Linked DNA regions of Mus musculus: region 1 is linked to region 2. The links are chromatin loops, found by intact Hi-C in ENCODE. Cell type or tissue: heart. All regions are shown on one strand. Each heading gives the region's core, and the rest is flanking DNA. Links, peaks and the distances in the headings are about the cores only.

Evidence for each region. A loop is a pair of places that touch in the nucleus more often than their neighbours do. Peaks named below come from ENCODE experiments on the same cell type or tissue, not always from the same donor. Only the 100,000 strongest peaks of a DNase experiment are listed, where the experiment ranks them.
Region 1: a loop joins it to region 2, with 2.1 times the contacts of the local background. A loop is called at or near these places in 4 of 42 quality-filtered maps.

What each region holds. Positions count from the first base shown.
Region 1 is chr13:97,935,576-97,943,907 of GRCm38, forward strand. It overlaps Arhgef28 (Rho guanine nucleotide exchange factor (GEF) 28), which reads right to left. Exons shown (of 36, transcript NM_012026.2): 30 at 6,878-7,009; 31 at 3,885-3,985; 32 at 1,248-1,286; 33 at 1,100-1,147. Among named protein-coding and RNA genes, the nearest start is that of Gm34388, 46 kb to the left of the region's middle. In heart, for the core only: CTCF peaks have their summits at 2,572 (motif pointing left), 3,507 (motif pointing left) and 4,138 (motif pointing right); DNase peaks (open chromatin) are centred at 3,486, 4,106, 5,706 and 6,906; H3K27ac peaks cover 387 bases.
Region 2 is chr13:97,672,493-97,680,824 of GRCm38, forward strand. No RefSeq gene overlaps it. Among named protein-coding and RNA genes, the nearest start is that of Gm34087, 54 kb to the left of the region's middle. In heart, for the core only: no CTCF peak of the experiment used is centred there; a DNase peak (open chromatin) is centred at 4,249; H3K27ac peaks cover 302 bases.

The DNA of each region.
Region 1 (8,332 bases), core at 195-8,194, 260 kb after region 2:
AGACTGCCAGCAAGATTTTGCTGAAAGGACCCTGATATAGTTGTCTCATGTGAGGCTATGCCAGTGCCAGGCAAATACAGAAGTGGATGCTCACAGTCATCTATTGGATGGAACACAGGGCCCCCAGTGGAGGAGCTAGAGAAAGTACCCAAGGAGCTGAAGGGGTCTGCAACCCTATAGGTGGAACAACAATATGAACTAACCAGTACCCCCAGAGCTCGTGTCTCTAGCTGCATATGTAGCAGAAGATGGCCTAGTCGGCCATCATTGGGAAGAGAGGCCCCTTGGTCTTGCAAACGTTATATGCCCCAGTACAGGGGAATGCCAGGGCCAAGAAGTGGGAGTGGGTGGGTAGGGGAGGAGGGGGGGTATAGGGGACTTCTGGGATAGCATTTGAAATATAAATGAAGAAAATATCTAATTTAAAAAAAAGATCATGATAACAGCAATTCTCTCTATTCTCAAAAATGTCTACACTGTATTGTCTTGATAGCATTAAACATTTCTAAGCACCACACAAAGCACACTGGGTGCACTGGTAGCTTCTTTAGTGGGAGTCATCTGAGGGGTGGATTGCACAGTCTTCCAATTCACACCGCTAGAATGATTTCTACGCCTTCCTTAAAAGGCCATTAGTAGGAGGCTCGGTGGCCCATTTGCTTTTGAGTGATGAGCAAACCAAAAACACAGAGGAGCATGCAAATTATTTAGCCGGCTCTTCCCAAAGGCCTAAGGCCAGATGTGGAGGTGACACACATGTAGGTGAGAATTTTAGTTTTCATCAGAAGACGTGAAGTCATGTTGCACTCACCTAAGTGGTTCACTGGGTCAGACCCAAGCAGATTCATTGCTATTATTGAGAGACACGAACAGTTTTATGGTTTCTGAGAAGAATCGGGTAAAACGTGGTAGTGCCTTACTGCCTCGTGATGACAAAACCAGGTGAACTCAGCTCATCTGGCCGAGTGACACCTGGGGGGTTGGCACTCTTGTTGGATGGCTTACGGCCTTTCAAATGTTCTAATTTCTGAGGTCTGGAAATCATCAGTGCACGTTAAAAGAAACGTTCACAAGGTTGAAATTACAGGAGAGTCGTTACCTGAAGGCTGTAGAGGAGACGCGTTAAATTCTGTATTGCTTGTATAATCTGGGGGTATAAGAAAGATTACATGTGTCAAGTTCTTGAAAAACTTCCTTAGCCACGACTTGAGAAAGGATGCTATATGTTTAAAGCATGCGTAGCTCACCTCTGACTGTGAAGAACCGGAGAAACTTCTATATTCCACCTAAAACACATAAAAACACGAGAAAATGAACAGCCACCCGACGTTTGGAAGCTATCAAGTATTCCTGATCTATGGGCTTCCCTGTCTCAACTCCATCACCTCGGCTACAGTAACCATCTCCTCCCAGGCTGGAGAATTAAGCAGCCATTTGACAATACAGGTCTCACTCGTTCAAACTCAGAGGTGTGTGACAACTCTTACCCAACCATCCCTTACCATGGCATAGATGATGGTAAAGAAACGCCAGGGGAGGTTGTTGCACCTGGCTCTCTGGGGGCTACAGGACAGCACAGGGACTCTAGCTCCCCGATATCAACGTTGGAGAATCATGATACCCAAGTAGCCGGTGGTTAGAGAGAGACGGCCCAAGGGAAGCGCTTAGTTGGTGTCTCCAGATCCCACCTCAATTCATCACCAGCCAGCTCCAAACCCATGAGTGAAGCCAGAGGATGCTGGCCATCTTGTCCTTGGGGATGGATGGGGCCTCAGACTTTGTCTCTTTCACACCAGGGAACATCGGGGAATATGTACATGCGGAGAGCTCTAGTTCCCAAAATTGCATTAAGCATTTGTTTATGTGCCGTATGGCTTCTCCCATTAGTAAACCAATTTATGTATTGAATATTATATCTGCAAACCTAAGGCTGGTGTTTCACATTGTAAGGGACACTCAACAAATAAATGAGTATAAGTTACACTTGCTCGCATTCTCTTTAATAAGTAGCCATGAATGCTACAAACTCCACATTTTGTGAACTAGGAAACCATTCATTTCCCTAGCCTCTAAGAGCCTACAGCCTCCTGGATGATGCTTGCTTCTGTCTGAGCACACGTCATGTTCAGCCCTAAACAAAGTCAACCATGTTGCTTCAAGGAGGCTGGGAGCTTAAGCTGCTGGTGAGCGAGCCCCATTTCCTTTGCCTTCATACTGTCACTACAGACTTTGTTGCTAATCAGTCCATTAACAGGGAAGGGACAAAGGTAGAATAGAGAGAAGCATGTCGGTACTTTAGAACTCTGCCCAAATGTACGGAATATACTCTGGTTTGGTGGTTAAGTTCTTGCGTTTCCTATGAGCCCTTCTTGGCCCATCCACTGCTTTAGTGGAAAAACAAAAAACAAAAACAAAAAACCATGATATTTCCAAATTTTATATTCTACCAAGAAGCAAACATGTAGAAATGGGTTGGATTGTGCGACATTTGGTTACTGCTCGAACCTCTGGGTTTGGGAAGACAGAAGAAAGTGTACATTGTCTTTTTAATGGACTTCATGCGCCACCTGGTGGTGGTACTGTATAACTACAGTTGATCCATGCGAGGAGAATTTCTACCCTTGGGTATTGTTTTTAATTCTTTCAGAATTTTGTTTTAATCTAATCTTTTAAAGGACGCTGACGCCAAGACATCACTATATACTTGCTTTATCTGTTTATTTCCATTCTCAAAAGGCCCCATCAAGTGTCAGAGTTTCCAGAGGTTAAAACCTGAACTCACTTCTCCACCTGTAACTGAGTCAGGAGTCAGAGTCAAGCCATTTTCTGTGCAGAACTAGGCTGCATCGACCAATTATCTTTCTTCCCAAACAACCTAGGAGCGATTGTAAGCTACTGGCTTCACGCTTCAAAGTGAAGATCACACGGAGAAGCGCAGACAAGCTAAGGCAAACTAGCTCAAAGCTTACAATCAGAGTAAGTAGAGTAAAATTCTGTATTCATAAATTAACTTGGGCCTCTGAGCTTTGCAAATGAATACTAAGTCAGAGCTGACTTTTCTGTGAAGTTCTGAGAGCCAGACTGGTTCTGTCCTATGCCACGTATCTGGAAAACATGTAACAGTAAGATGTTGCATCTGTAACATGTCGTAGTCCCACACTGGTGCGCATTAATACTTGGTAATGGAGCTAAATCAATGCTAGACAAAGTAAAAACCCTTGACCTGACTCCCCACCTCCCAGGAGCACCGAGCTCTTCCTCCCCTCTTATGAAATCACACACGTCAAGCTAATAGGAAGCTGTATGCATATAATTTCTACACAGAGAGGTCCAGCCTACATATATTAGGAATCAGAGAACATCGTAGCACGGGCAAAGGGTGGTTACGTGGATTCCAAGTCTGCGAGAGGAAGGTGGGATACAGGTGAAGAGCAGAGGATCACAGTAGAGAACAGAAGCAAGACGTCCCAAAGTGGAAATCAGTTCAGCTCACGGGCGCCATCTGGTGGTGAAGCGTCCCAGTGTCGGGTCACCTCTCAAACAGGGAGTTGCCAGAAGCAGTGAGAAAAGCAAAGGTTTGCAATGCAGAGAGTAGGCCGGAAGTCAGAGAGTGCAGACACACATATACACAGGAGGGTTGTCAAGCTTTTCGTTTTGGTTTTTAATAACGTCTCAGTTGATTTTCTTTTTAACATGATATATAAAAACCACGAACATTTAAAGAAGAAATAGTTTAGAAAGTTTCAATATAGATATTTAAATAAATCAGAAACAATTCAGAAAAAGGTATTTTCAATCCACTCATTGCCAGAGAGCTGAATCTACTTTGTATACAAAAGCAATAGGTTCTGGTTACTAGCAAGTTGGTTAACAATTAACAATACCTTCTCCCCTGCATCAGAGACTGCCAAGTCGGTTACCACACCCTGGAGCCCGGGATCCACATCCCAACAGCCTCTTCCTTCTGTCCCTTCTGTGACTAATGCTGGAAGCACGCCATTGAGACAGAAACAAAAAGGACAACATCAAACGTCAGCCGGCCAATTACATTCTTCTGCCCACAACTGAAGCACACTTCAAAAAAAGGAGTCATCACGAGATAATACATACTGAATGAACCTACAGGGGGCGCTAGAGATCGCAAGGAAGCCCGCAGTCCCTGCTCTCCCGGAGCTTACAGGCTAAGAGACACCAAGCAGCATCCTTTGCCACCTGCCATTTTAACTGCGCTTCTTTCTTGGGCTCATGTGTCCATGGGCTGTTTGTGGTACCGAGTCTACATCTCGCTTTCATTTAATAGGACAAAGCTGCCTGGGAAAGAAGTAATTTAAAACAGGTGCCCAGTGGAATTACAGCAAGGTCTCTTGGCAGACCCAGGTCCATAAAAGGCTCCCTCGAGGCCAGTACAAGAGCAGCAGCTGATGGACAAGGTTTAGAACGCAGGTCCAGAGGGCACTGATCTAAGAAGGCTGGAGGCAGCTAACACTTTATGGTCTCAGAGTCATAAAAACTGAGAGCCTGCCTCAGTTTCTCCTCATTTCCAGCTTTGCTCACACTTCCCACTTAAGCTTTAACACTGTAAATACATTTGACCTAGGAAAACACATCCAGAGATGTTAAGTACCAAATACAAATTTACCTTTACCGGTGAAACCTCGGTCGGCAGGATTTCATCATTGCTTTATGGATTTCAGTTAAAACTTAGGCTATGTTCACCTTTTCCTGACTTAAACCAGGCTTCTCAAGGCTGCTCCACCCCACCCCACCCCCAACTTCATTGGAGCAATATCTGACCAGGATCCTGACCAAAATACTCATTTTGTGATGTTTATAAACTTCTTTTAAAAATATGGTATCATCACGCATCTTTATTTCTAACAAGGGGCTGCCCCTTTCTCTTTGTTTAAATTTTAAAAATCACATGTATCACCATTAGGAAACAGCAGCTGCCCAGGATTCCAGAAAGCCTCTTCTAAGCCAGAGTTTTCTGTGAGTGGGAACCACTTCGAATGAACCCAGTGAAAAGCCAAGGTCACCCGGTGCAAGCGAGCACTTCTTAGGCAAGGATGTTGGAGGGACAATTTATAGCAACTTTTCCTAACGCCTAAAGAGACAGTCAAGCCATCTCCAAACCAGGAGCCAGTCTGTTCCTCTTGCCCACTTCCTCACATTAACAGTTAAACGTTGGAGGAAGCTAAGATGGGGCCGAGCAGAGGTAGAAGGGGAGTTTCCAGAAGTTTCTGCACCCTCAGGCATAGCTTCAGGGTGGGCAACAGGGTCTCCACTGGACTGACCATTCTGGACAGTAGAGTATAATAGTCTCCTTTGGTAAGTGTACTCATGAGCTTGTAACCTCAGACCGACAGGGGCTCGCTTCACAAAGGCCCTCCCTGAAGCCCACTGCAAAGCTACTCTGGTCCTTCTTTGAGGGATCCTCTTCTGCCCTTAACAACTGTATAAAGAGACCAAACTCTCAGAGCACCGTAATCCAAGCCAAGCCAAAAAGGATGGCTTCTGGCATACAGGTTCACCCCATGCCTGATCCTAACGGCAGGGCAGGCTGTTCTAGGTCTAGCAAATGGGTGTAGATTCTGTAGGATTCGGACAGGGAGAACCCTCACTGGCCTGCCTGAAGGGAGGAGAGGACCTGGGGAGGGCTCCAAACAGCTGCAGGGCACAGAGGAGCCTCCCAGCTGTCCCTGGGGCGGGGCTGATGGCGGCAAACCCTCAGTATTTTTAGAGAGCACTTCCTCAATGGCATAATGTGGCTCTTCTAAAGGAAATCACCCAGAGCAGTACAACTCCCTTGATGAATCTGGCCGGTCGAAATGAAAAACATATGTGCACATTCTGAAAATAGAAAGCCAGGGTTAAATAAAGCAGAATTTGGGAGGGGAAAATAATTTTGGGTGCTTGTAATAAAACAAAAACCAAAAAAAAAAAAAAAAAAGAATAGAACTAAAAAGTTATACTGCCCCTAGGCATTCTACTGAACCAAGGGATTTGTTACAAGAAAGTCTAAAACAGCATGCCTGTGGTAGCGCACACTTATAATCCTCGAACTTGGGAGAATCAGAAATTCAAGAATTCAAAGCTCATTCTCAACTACAAGAGGAAATTTAAGGCCAACGTGAAAGCCACATGGGACCATTGGGGGGGGGGAGGGTAAAAAAAAGCAGCTCGTGCAGACATTCTCTTTCCAAGTAAGGTTTGTACCATCCTCACATGAAAAATAGTCTCTTTATGCTCTTAGAACCCTTTTTTGGAATTCCGTATTTAGCTTAAAACTCTACATAAAAACAGCATAATTGGGCTCTGAGACATTGCTAAGCTTATTCTCTACCTTATTATTTTTAAAATACATTGACAGCTGAGTGTGATGGTGTACACCTGTGAGTTCAGTGCTTCTAAGGCAGGAGGATCATAAACTGAGATCTGCTCAAAACAGAGAGTATATTCCAACATGAAGAAGAGTCCCTGGGAGGGCTGAGGGTGAGGCTCAGTGGTAGGCTGCTCGCCTGGCATGTCCGAGGTCTTGGGTTCCTGTTTGGCAATCGTGTCTATAATGATGCCACCAAACCTCACGCTCACACGTGCACCTGCATGCCATGGGGGGAGGGGAGGCTTAGCCGAAGGACAGAACAGTACAGCCTACCAATGTTAAGTCTTTGTCCTTGAAATACAAGTGCCATTGTCACATATAATATCTCTTTATGACCAGCATGATTATTCTCAAGGTTTTTTTTTTCTAGTTACAAAAAAATTACATTAAGTTCCCCTGAAATCAGGTAGTTACTGCTTTTGTTTTATGTGACCACTATATGCACTAGAGGCTGTGCGCAGGCTCGTGGCCAAGGCCTGTGCTGTCGTCACTTACAAGCAGTTGGTGACGCTGGTACATCCTGTGTACTGGGTGTGTCCATCAGGACAGTCCCTCCAGGGCTTTCTTCGGATGACTGGCTTACATCGCCCATCTTTGAAGCCTTCACAGCCACTTGCAGACTCTCGGCTAGGAAGGAGGAAAAGCAAAACTAAATCTAAGCCATAAATATACAGAGAGATAGTGTAGTTTACCAGGTGTGTCCAACCTGCAACAGGTGGGCTGCATGGGCCCCAGGCGGTAATGACTAAAACTCAATGCAAAACTGTAAACTTACTTAAAATGTTATGAGTTTGTTTTGTGAATTAATGAATCGGATTGAAACTCTGCCACGTGGCTCTTGAGCAGGAACTTTGTAGATCACAATTTGTTGCAACACAAAGATTGGATGTTGTGATCAACCAAGAGTTGTTAAATCACATTTGATCAGCAACTGTTATTATACAACCCAGGGAACTACAATTTGGTTTTACTTTTCTTTATTTTTCCCCCTAAAAGAGCTTGCGGTAGACGACGCTGGGCTCAAACACCCTAAGGGTTACCTAAGGGTAACCCTGAACTCTTGACCCTCCTGCCTTTACCTCGCAAGTGCTGGGATTCCAGGAGTATGCCACCATGACTGGTTTCTATGACACAATAATTGATGCCCAAGGCCCCATACATCTTCAGCAAGAATTGTACTCACTGTACTACGTCCCCAGTCTGCCTTCCTGGTTCTAATAGTTGTATAAACACATGTTCATGAACACATAAACCTATATCCCCCAAAAGGCTGTGATCTGAAAAAAAATGAAAATACGTAACAGCTGGCCACTTACAGAAAAATCACGCAACCCCGCAGTCTACAGCAGCTGATAGCAGCACCCTTTTGCATAGAGAATTTAACATATTTTTTAAAAATCTATTGTATAAAATATTTCAAATGTAACTTTTAGTCAACTAGTATCCTGGAAACCTTCCTGTAATTCTATTAAGACACATGCACTATTGGGTATTAGGATTTGAAACATTGTTACTAAGATAGTAGCTGTTCCTCAAAGGAGTGTTTCTTCAAATCTGCTTTTAATGGTATACAGTTCCATCTGCTCTCTGGTCCTCGTGGGAAGTACCACTCCCTCAAAAGGAGCCATGTTTACTTACATAAAGGAGTCTCAGCTAGCAGGTGGAATGTGTCGGGGACCTTGTAACCATTTCTAAAGCATCCTCCACACAGACCACATTCGGGTCAGAGAACGACCCACTGAGCACCCACTGTTCTCTGGCTATGGCTACTTCGAGGGAGAAGGGGGAAAGAGCCACTTGCAGCTATGGCCACACAAAGGAGCAGGAGAGCCACAGTCGCTACTGGGACTGGGAAGAAGTTCCTAAAGGGGTGGGCACTGAGCTGACCTGGAAGAGCCGTGGGATTCAAGAAGAGAAGGGAAGGAAAACAGAAGCCCAGCAGAGCAAGGG
Region 2 (8,332 bases), core at 43-8,042:
GCCACTTGCAACTGATGTTGCCATAGAAACATCTGTAACATCCTTAAGCGTAAAGGATGACATTTGTTTAGAGCTTGAATCTGAACGGCCTCGGCAGGCTAGCGCTTTGGAATACTCATGCTCTGGCTGGTAACACTGGTTTTGAGAGATTAGGTGACCTCTAGCTGGTAGAAACAGGTCACTGAGGATAGTGGGGATGGGGAGTGTGTAGGAGAAGATAGATCAATCAGTAAAATGCTTGGTATAAAATCATGTGGACCTAAGCTCATATCCCTAGAATGCACATAAAAACCTAGGTGTCGTGGTTAAGTACTTATAATCTTAGCACTGGAGAGGCAGAGACAGGAGGATCCCTGAGGCTAACTGGCCAGTCAGTCCGCCTGAATTTGTAGACCCCAGAACACAGTGAGAGACCCTGTCTTAAAAAAATGAGGTAGGCAGATGAGGTAGGCGGCTCCTGAGGAATGATTGCTGGCCTATATAAGACTTCGTGGCATCCGTGGTGTTCCTATGTTCAACTAAGACTCTCTAGGATGCTACCCTGGGGTCCCCAGGCTTCTAGTGACTCCATTGGTCTCTAGATCATCTGTTTCTGGAAGCTTCTCTATATTAGTGAGGACAGACAGTGAGTTGGCATTATACCCAGGAAGAGAGAACTAGTCTTCCTGAGTTACTTTTTCAGCACCGGAGGCAAGGATCTACATGGTTGGTTTTTCAGCTTGGGTTGATTCTTGCTGGGAGCTTCTGAGCACCCTTGCTGAGCCTGGCCTGGCCATTTCAGATGAAAGGCTTCGGTGGTACAGTTTGGAAGGTATTTTTAGCGCTCCACAGGTGCTTCTCATACGCAGCTGGAGCTGAGCTGAGAAGCAATGATTTACACTCCCCTACCCCGCACCCTCTGCTCTAAATCTGTTAGGGTGCAGGGTTGGATCTTCCTGTTCATCTGCTCTCTGGCTTCAGAGAATAAAATAAGCAATAAATTTATAGTATGAATCCCTGCCAGGAGAGACAGAAAAGTGGGAGGGAGAGAGAGAGAGAGAGAGAGAGAGAGAGAGAGAGAGAGAGAGAGAGAGAGAGAGATGCAGGCTTTACCCACTTCTAGAATAACCCCACTGAGCAGGGAGCTGCTTCTGTAGGGAATTTCTTTCATCTTGGGAACATCCAGGGTTTGCAAGAGGCCCCTTAACTTCACATATTCTTTTTTTTTTTTTTTTTACCTGCAAACCCTTTGAAAACTCAATGTCCTTGAAGATGAGGAAAAGCCAGACTTTGACTCAGGTGGCCTGGAAGGTGGCTTTGTCAATTGAGGAGTCTAGGTGTGGGCTGTCGGTTATGGGGCATCACTCCTCCAATCCCTGGCACGTGTAACACTACTCTCACGCACTGCCCAGAACTGTTAGTCTCAGCCTCGAGAAGGGGTGCACCACAGCTCAGAAGGCGGTTCTTGCCCTGACTGACGTTACTAAGTCCACAGGAAGGTCTGAAGGTCTGAAGCTGGAGTAGCACTGAGAGACATCCTGACTTAAATGACAGAAGATGTTCAGCGAGAAGCATTCCCACTTAAAGAACAGAATAGATCAAAGCAGCAAAAACTCACACCAAAGTTCATTAAACCTGCACAAATTCTTAAGCAAATGCCACCAACATTCAGCGATGTGTGGCTTTCTTTTCTCTTGGACACCCTCTCCCACCCCAGGACACACCTCTGCCTCTTTCTCTGCATTTTCTCACAATATGATCAGACTCAACACTGGATAGAGAATCTGGGCTCTGGTTGGTTTTCAAAAGTTCCCCCCGCGCCCCACAATATCTTGAAAGAACCTAATTTATTTGGCCACGTGTTAGAGTTCCTCATGTGGTGTTCTGTAAGCTGCTCATTTTGTGGGACCCGGAGCCCCGCTTCAGATGATGCACAGGAGTGCCCTCCTCTACCAAGGCTGGCCACAGGTCATAGTGATTATGGGCGAATGACAGTTTCTATGACTGCCACCACTGCTTAAATTGTACATGGTTTAAAATAACAGTAAGGGGCTGTTTTTGTCCCTTGGGTGGGGACCCGCATGAGGAGGGCACAGGTTGCTACTGAGAAGGCTGTGCTGTCCTGGCATTAGATATGTCTATTGTCCGAAATTCCGAAGGAGCCTGAGGTTGCTTTGGGCTGATGCTTAGTGTGAGTGTTAGCACAGAAAACTTTCTGAGAAAACTGGGCTTTAGAATTTAAGCATTGGCTGCATCTGGCAGGTGACAGTGACACATACTTACAATCCCTGTACTGGGTGGGGGGTGGGGCGCTGGGGGATGCTAAGGCAGCAAGAATATGAATTGAAGTCTTGCCTAGGTACGACAAAATAATGAAAAGAAGGCACCGTACTTGTGTGCTGAGGCTGCTATAACTGACACAACTGGGTGGCATAGACAACAGAAATCTACTGTCTTGAATTCCAGAAGCCCAAGATCAAGGTATCAATGTCTTCAGAGCTATTAGAGTCTAAGCCTGGGTTATGATTGGCTTTACAAGCTAAGCTTGGCCACCCATTCTCAATACATCAATTTAGCAAACAACACTGAAAAGCAGAGAAAGGAGATTGAGTAAACGCAGCCACACTTGGAAGAAGAACAAATAAAGGGGTCTAGTGAGCTCCAAGCTCATGTTCTGGGTTCTAACACGAGGTTTAGATTTAAAGAGGGAAGAAAGTATGCAGAACTGAACAGTCCTAGCCAAGGTGTGGTCCTGCTCAGCACCGGTCACCATTGCCTCTGCTCTAGGCTCTCCTGCAAGGTGTTCTGACAAGTTCAAGTTGTCCAAACTTCATGACCTTTTTTTTTTCCCCTGGGAGACAGGTTCTCCCTCTAGCACCAGGTTTTAGCCTTTACCTTCTTTCAACATTCGATTCCTGGGGGAGATTCAATTCCTTGGAGACCATTGCTTCAATAGTCTGATATCCAACAGGTGGGACACAAGCCTGTCTCCTTAGAGGACCTTAATTCTTGCCAAGATACTTACACAAGCAGGCTTGCTTCTCGTGAGGGAAGGATCTGTTCCCGGTCTCCTTCCCTGGCTCCCTCCCTCCCTGTTTTCCTGTTTTCCTTCACATCCTCTTTCCTGTAAAGGTATCTGTCTCTGTGTCTAGATTTTCTTTTAATCACTGTGTTTCAGTTCGACGGTGTTGGTGAAGCCCCTATCCGCACGCGCCAGCACATCCAGGTGCTGAATGAGAGTTAGGAAGGTGTGGCTTTCTGACGAGGCTCAATTCAACTCACGGCAGATTACATCTAAAGTCGATCCCATAAAAGCTAAGTTTTATGGTTAATTTCTAGCGTGAACTTGACATTGTTCTACGCCTTCCCTTCATTGGTTTACTTGATTCTCACAATCCTCTGAAATCACTCCCATCAGTATTCAGTGGCAAAGGTCACGTGTCAAGAGGCAGAGCCTCATTTGGGAAGAGCCTGGTTGGAATGTAAGAGCACATGGTTTAATTCCTTGAGATCTTATATTCTACATAACCTCTGCTCTATAAGGCTCAGTTGCAGGTATTTTGAGGTTTTCGGCAGCTATCAGACTTTCTACTCTGGGAGTCATAGGGCTGAAGCTCCCATGCTGTGAAACCTGTTGCATGATTTCATCAGGGGTGTGCTTCCCATGGGCTGTCACAGCCTGAGCATGACCGAGCCGGCCTGAAAAATGGGAGACTTCTGTGAGGGCTGGGTTTTGCCCCGAAGATTCCAAGACAGCCTTCCAAACCTTCCCTCCAAGACAGGGCAGTCCGGGTCACCCTGGACTGAGTCTCCTAGCTCCTCTTCTCTTCCCCTCTTTCCTATAGTCTCCTAGGGTCAGACCTCCCTCCCACTCCTAATAAATCCTGTCTAACTGTGTCTTCCTGTCTACATCTCACCTTGCCTCTGGGCATTCCATTTCTAGTGCTTTCTGTAAATATTAGCTTTTAAAATCCAAGGACGAGTTTGTGGTGTGTCAAATCTCCACAATTAACAGGTTTCATTCTCATGGTGTTGACCCCACCCCTACCTCCACCCATACCCAAGCATTTTTCCTCCACGTTAAAATATAAGGCCAATGGGTGCCCTCGAAGCTCAAGAGGCCACCTCAGGTTTATTTAAAGATGGCCCAAAGCTGATGGAAACTGCCTCCCTGACCAGCGAGCACATATGTGGGCTGCTTTGATGTGACGGATGGGATTGTTTGCTGATAGGGCCTGCTAATAATCCAACTAGGTGATGTCATTCTTGGCAGGGCCCAGAAAGAAAAACAGAGGCCAGCAGCTCCCCTTGGCTGCCCCGGCCCCCTTAAGAGATCTTTAACTTTGCCTTTGCCAAGCAGATGAAATTGAAAAGTTCTGTGAACCCAGCTGAGTTTTCTTGCCTCCCGGGGATGAGCGTTTTTGTCGAAAACCTTGGGCCACTAGGCTGGTTTCCATAAATCCCTTGGAAAGCTCTGTACTATCTTTGGAAATACTCCTGGGAGTGGAGACTTCTCACAGAGCTAGGCAATTCCTGAAGACACAGTCTTTTGTTCTAGATTTGATCTGTCCTGTAGGGAAGAGATCGAAGCTCCTGACCCGAGGAGCTTAAATGGTCAAGGACAGGGTAGGACCATGCCCTGGGAGGAGAGCAGGGACCCGGCTCGGTGGGTAAAGTACTTGCTTAGTATCTTAGGTCCTTCATAAAATTGGGTATAGTGGTGTAGGCTCAGAAGCCTAGCTCTTGAAAGGAGATAGAGGCAAGAGACTCCAAATTTCAAGGCCAGCCTGGGCTAAAGGAGTCCTTGTTTATAAACAAACAAGCAAACAAACAAGCAAATAAATGATAAATCCTCAGTCTCTAATAAAATGCTTTTTCTTTCTTTCTTTTCATTTCCTCAATTTTCTCAGTCCAGGGACTTAGGGAAGCCTCCTGTTTCCCAGTAGAGAGGTTGATCGAAATGCTATCCATCACACCTCCACTCTGCTCCTGGAAGCATATACTGTGGCTAGTTCCCTGCCCAGAGTTGAGCCACTACTTCCTCTCTGCCCACACCGTGGCTTCTCTGGTCCTGTAGGCAGATAGTGTTCGTGTTATGAGACCCACACAGATCCCTATCTGTGTTAGTTAGGGAAGTCTGTGAAATATTCACTGCCTCAAGGAAAAGCATTCACCATAAAATCAAGGCCCTGTCTACACAGGACCACGGAGGCCAAGGCCCTTGAGCTGCATCACCCAAGTTGTAAAATTCCCTTTAGAAGGGTGATCATTTTTACATTGGCCCACAAAGACATACTTTTGGCCAAATTGCCTTCATACAATGGGAAGAGCACATTCCGAATCATTGAGAACTAGGGACTTTAATTGGGCTGGGAGATGTGAGTGGTGTGAGATTTCAGGAGAAATTCTACAAATAAATAGATTTGGTGATTTATAGACTAGATCCCACCTAGTAGGCTTGGAAGGGTAGCAACTGTTGGTAAAGCAGATGATATTTTCCAGTTGGTTTTTAGGATAATCAGGGCTCAGTTGCCATGGAAAAAATCCGTGAGTATGCTGAGTTGAAAACACTTGCAGGGAAGGCTCATGGTGATTTCCAGTCCTATACCAGAGGGTCCTACATCCGTCCATTCCTTATAGACCCATCGAAGATTACTCTGTGCCTCCAGGCATTCAGGGATCAAGGGGCTGCAGTGGTGGTGGGCAGAACTAGCTCTGGGCGTTAGAAGCAGACAATGAGATAACAGTAGATAAAAGTATGGACTATGACAAACAGTGATAAATGCTATAGAAGTTACTAGGTGGGAAGGCAGTTAGGGAGAGCAGCGAGCAATGAATACACAGATCAGGTTATACTGAAAAGGCAGCATTCTGGTAAGGACCTGGAAGAAGGAAGGGGGACTGTCACTAGGACAGAGGGTGCAGCAGTGAAGGCAAAGGCCACTGTGACTGTGGTGAGTGAGAATAATCTCAAGGAGATGTCAGAGGATGCTGGACAGCATGTTGGATAGGCCTGAAGGGCTAGCCACCATCTCTTCCCAGACTTTCCACAGATGGCCCTCCTTCTCACACACATATTTTCCAACATCCCGCAGTGTATACTCAGCTCCTACACTGCTGTTGGCCTCCCTGGCTACTGCCCTTTCAAAGTCCCTTTCTGGTGCCTGCTATGAGTTCTGGAAATGTGGTGAGGGGAACTTTTTTGAGTCAGCATGACTAGTACACCCAGGTCATGAGGGAAACATCTCCTGGTGTCCCCAAGGCAGTCCTGGAAGAAATTAACATTTGAGTCACAGGCTGAGTAAAGTTGATCCACTGCCGCTAAGGGTAGGCATACACCCCTGAACCAACTAAGGGCTTGAATATGATTTAAAAAAAAATGCAGAACACAGTAAGCACATTCACTTCCTGATGCTTTTTCCAGCCCTGCAGCAGAGGTTGTAGGCTTTGTGGCTTTGAGATCTAGTGTAAGGGTCCATGATTCACTGAAGAATGGTACCTTGGATTCAATTAGTATGCAAAAGCAAAGAGCGTTTTATTCTGCATAAGTCCAGCATGCTGGCGTCTACCATCAACCAAGATGGAGGCCCCTAGTGAGCTCGCAGGCCAGATTTAAAGCACATTAGGGAAATTCTGGGAGGGGTAGGCAACCTCTATCTCAATCTGTGGGCTCTATCTCTAGGGACATTCCACAACCATTGCTGGGGCGGGGCCTAGAAACTGTTGCTGACCCATTGTCCTTGCCTCAGGCCTGATGGCCCGGCAGTTTCTGACTGGCTGCCTGAGGCCTGGGTTTTTTTTTGTTTGTTTGTTTTGTTTTGTTTTGTTTTTGTTTTTGTTTTTTGTTGTTGTTGTTGTTTTGGTTTTTGTTGTTGTTGTTGTTTTTTTTGTTTTCAGTAACTGGCTTACCTGGACTTGCCCAGTTCTTGGAAACAGAGATTTAGGCCTAGTCTCCTGAACTGCCAATTTGAAGCCTGTCTCACTAGGAGGCTGAGGGCTTTCCTGGCCCTTCTGCTTGTAGATAGCTCATTGTGGAACATCTCAGCTGATTCTGCTTCTCTGGTAAACCTCAATACGGCGGCCATGTAGAATCACCTATTTCTGCTTGCCTTAACTTCTCATCAAGATCCACACTGTTGGGCAAAAGCCAGACGTGTATTCTTTTTCTTTATGTCACGCACTCTGCATACACAAGGAGAATGCTTGTTACATAGAAACCCCAACTCTACCGGAGAGTTTTGAGAACTGTGTGCTTGTCCTTTTGTCTGAATCTGAAGAGAACGTGGCGTGGGATCGTTTAATCCTGTCCATTAATCAATATTCTTTCAAGTACAATGATTTCATTTTGGAAATATTCAAGCCCAAATCCAAGGATTATAGAATTTCAGAGTGTGCTACGTTTACCCTGCCTTTTTTAGTCTGTATTAGGAAAATAGTGCACCTTTGAATATATGCCTCAATTTTTATATTTGATTGGAATACAAATAGATTTTTTAAACCTTTCAAAGCATGAAGAAATAACAGTCTGAGGTACTTAGGTATGGATGTCTCAGTTTAGTGGGTGAACGGGCAACACCTCCAAAAGTGACATGACGCCAGAGAGTTGGCATTGTAGAGTGCATGGTCTTCATCTCACCCCTTCCCTTAGGCTTCTCCATTGTCTGCAGGCAGAAGGGACCCAGCAAATGCGACGGTGACAATGTTGTCATCAGCCCATCTCACAGCGGAAAGCTGCAAATCACACACAGCATTTGCTGGTTACATAGATCTTGGTGGCAGGTTTGGTCCCGAAAAAAAAAATGCTTGCACTCAGTGCTCCCCAATCTGTCCTTAGCCATCAGGATTTGAGAATGTGTAAATAGTGTCAATCTTTCTTTTGCACTTTGTCAATCTGTCTGTCCCACTGACTCTGGGAAGATAAATGAGCCCTTGGGTTTCCATCTGGTGGAGGCAGATGGTAGGAAGTACCTTAATACAGGTGACATTCAGCTATCAGCAAGATAAAGGAGCCTGACTCAGAGCAGATGCCTGGGGAGCTTGGTCGGTCGTGACAGCTGAAGACATCACCTAGGAGCTGAGGCTATTTTTGACTGTGGTAGAAAAGTTGCCACATGCTCCTTCTTCTTGCCTTGTAGTTTAAAGGTATATGAAAATGGCTTGGAGGAAGAGTAATAATGTCTGTACGCTGACTCAGCATTCTGAGAAAAGTACAAGTGATTTCTAGGTACTAGGGGGAATACAGTGGATGGTAGTCCACTGCACCACAGAGACAGGGTTCTGGGAAATGATCTAGGGGCTCCTGTCAAGGAGAGGTGCAGACCGGAAAAAGGCAGTCAGAGAAAGTGAAGGCAGC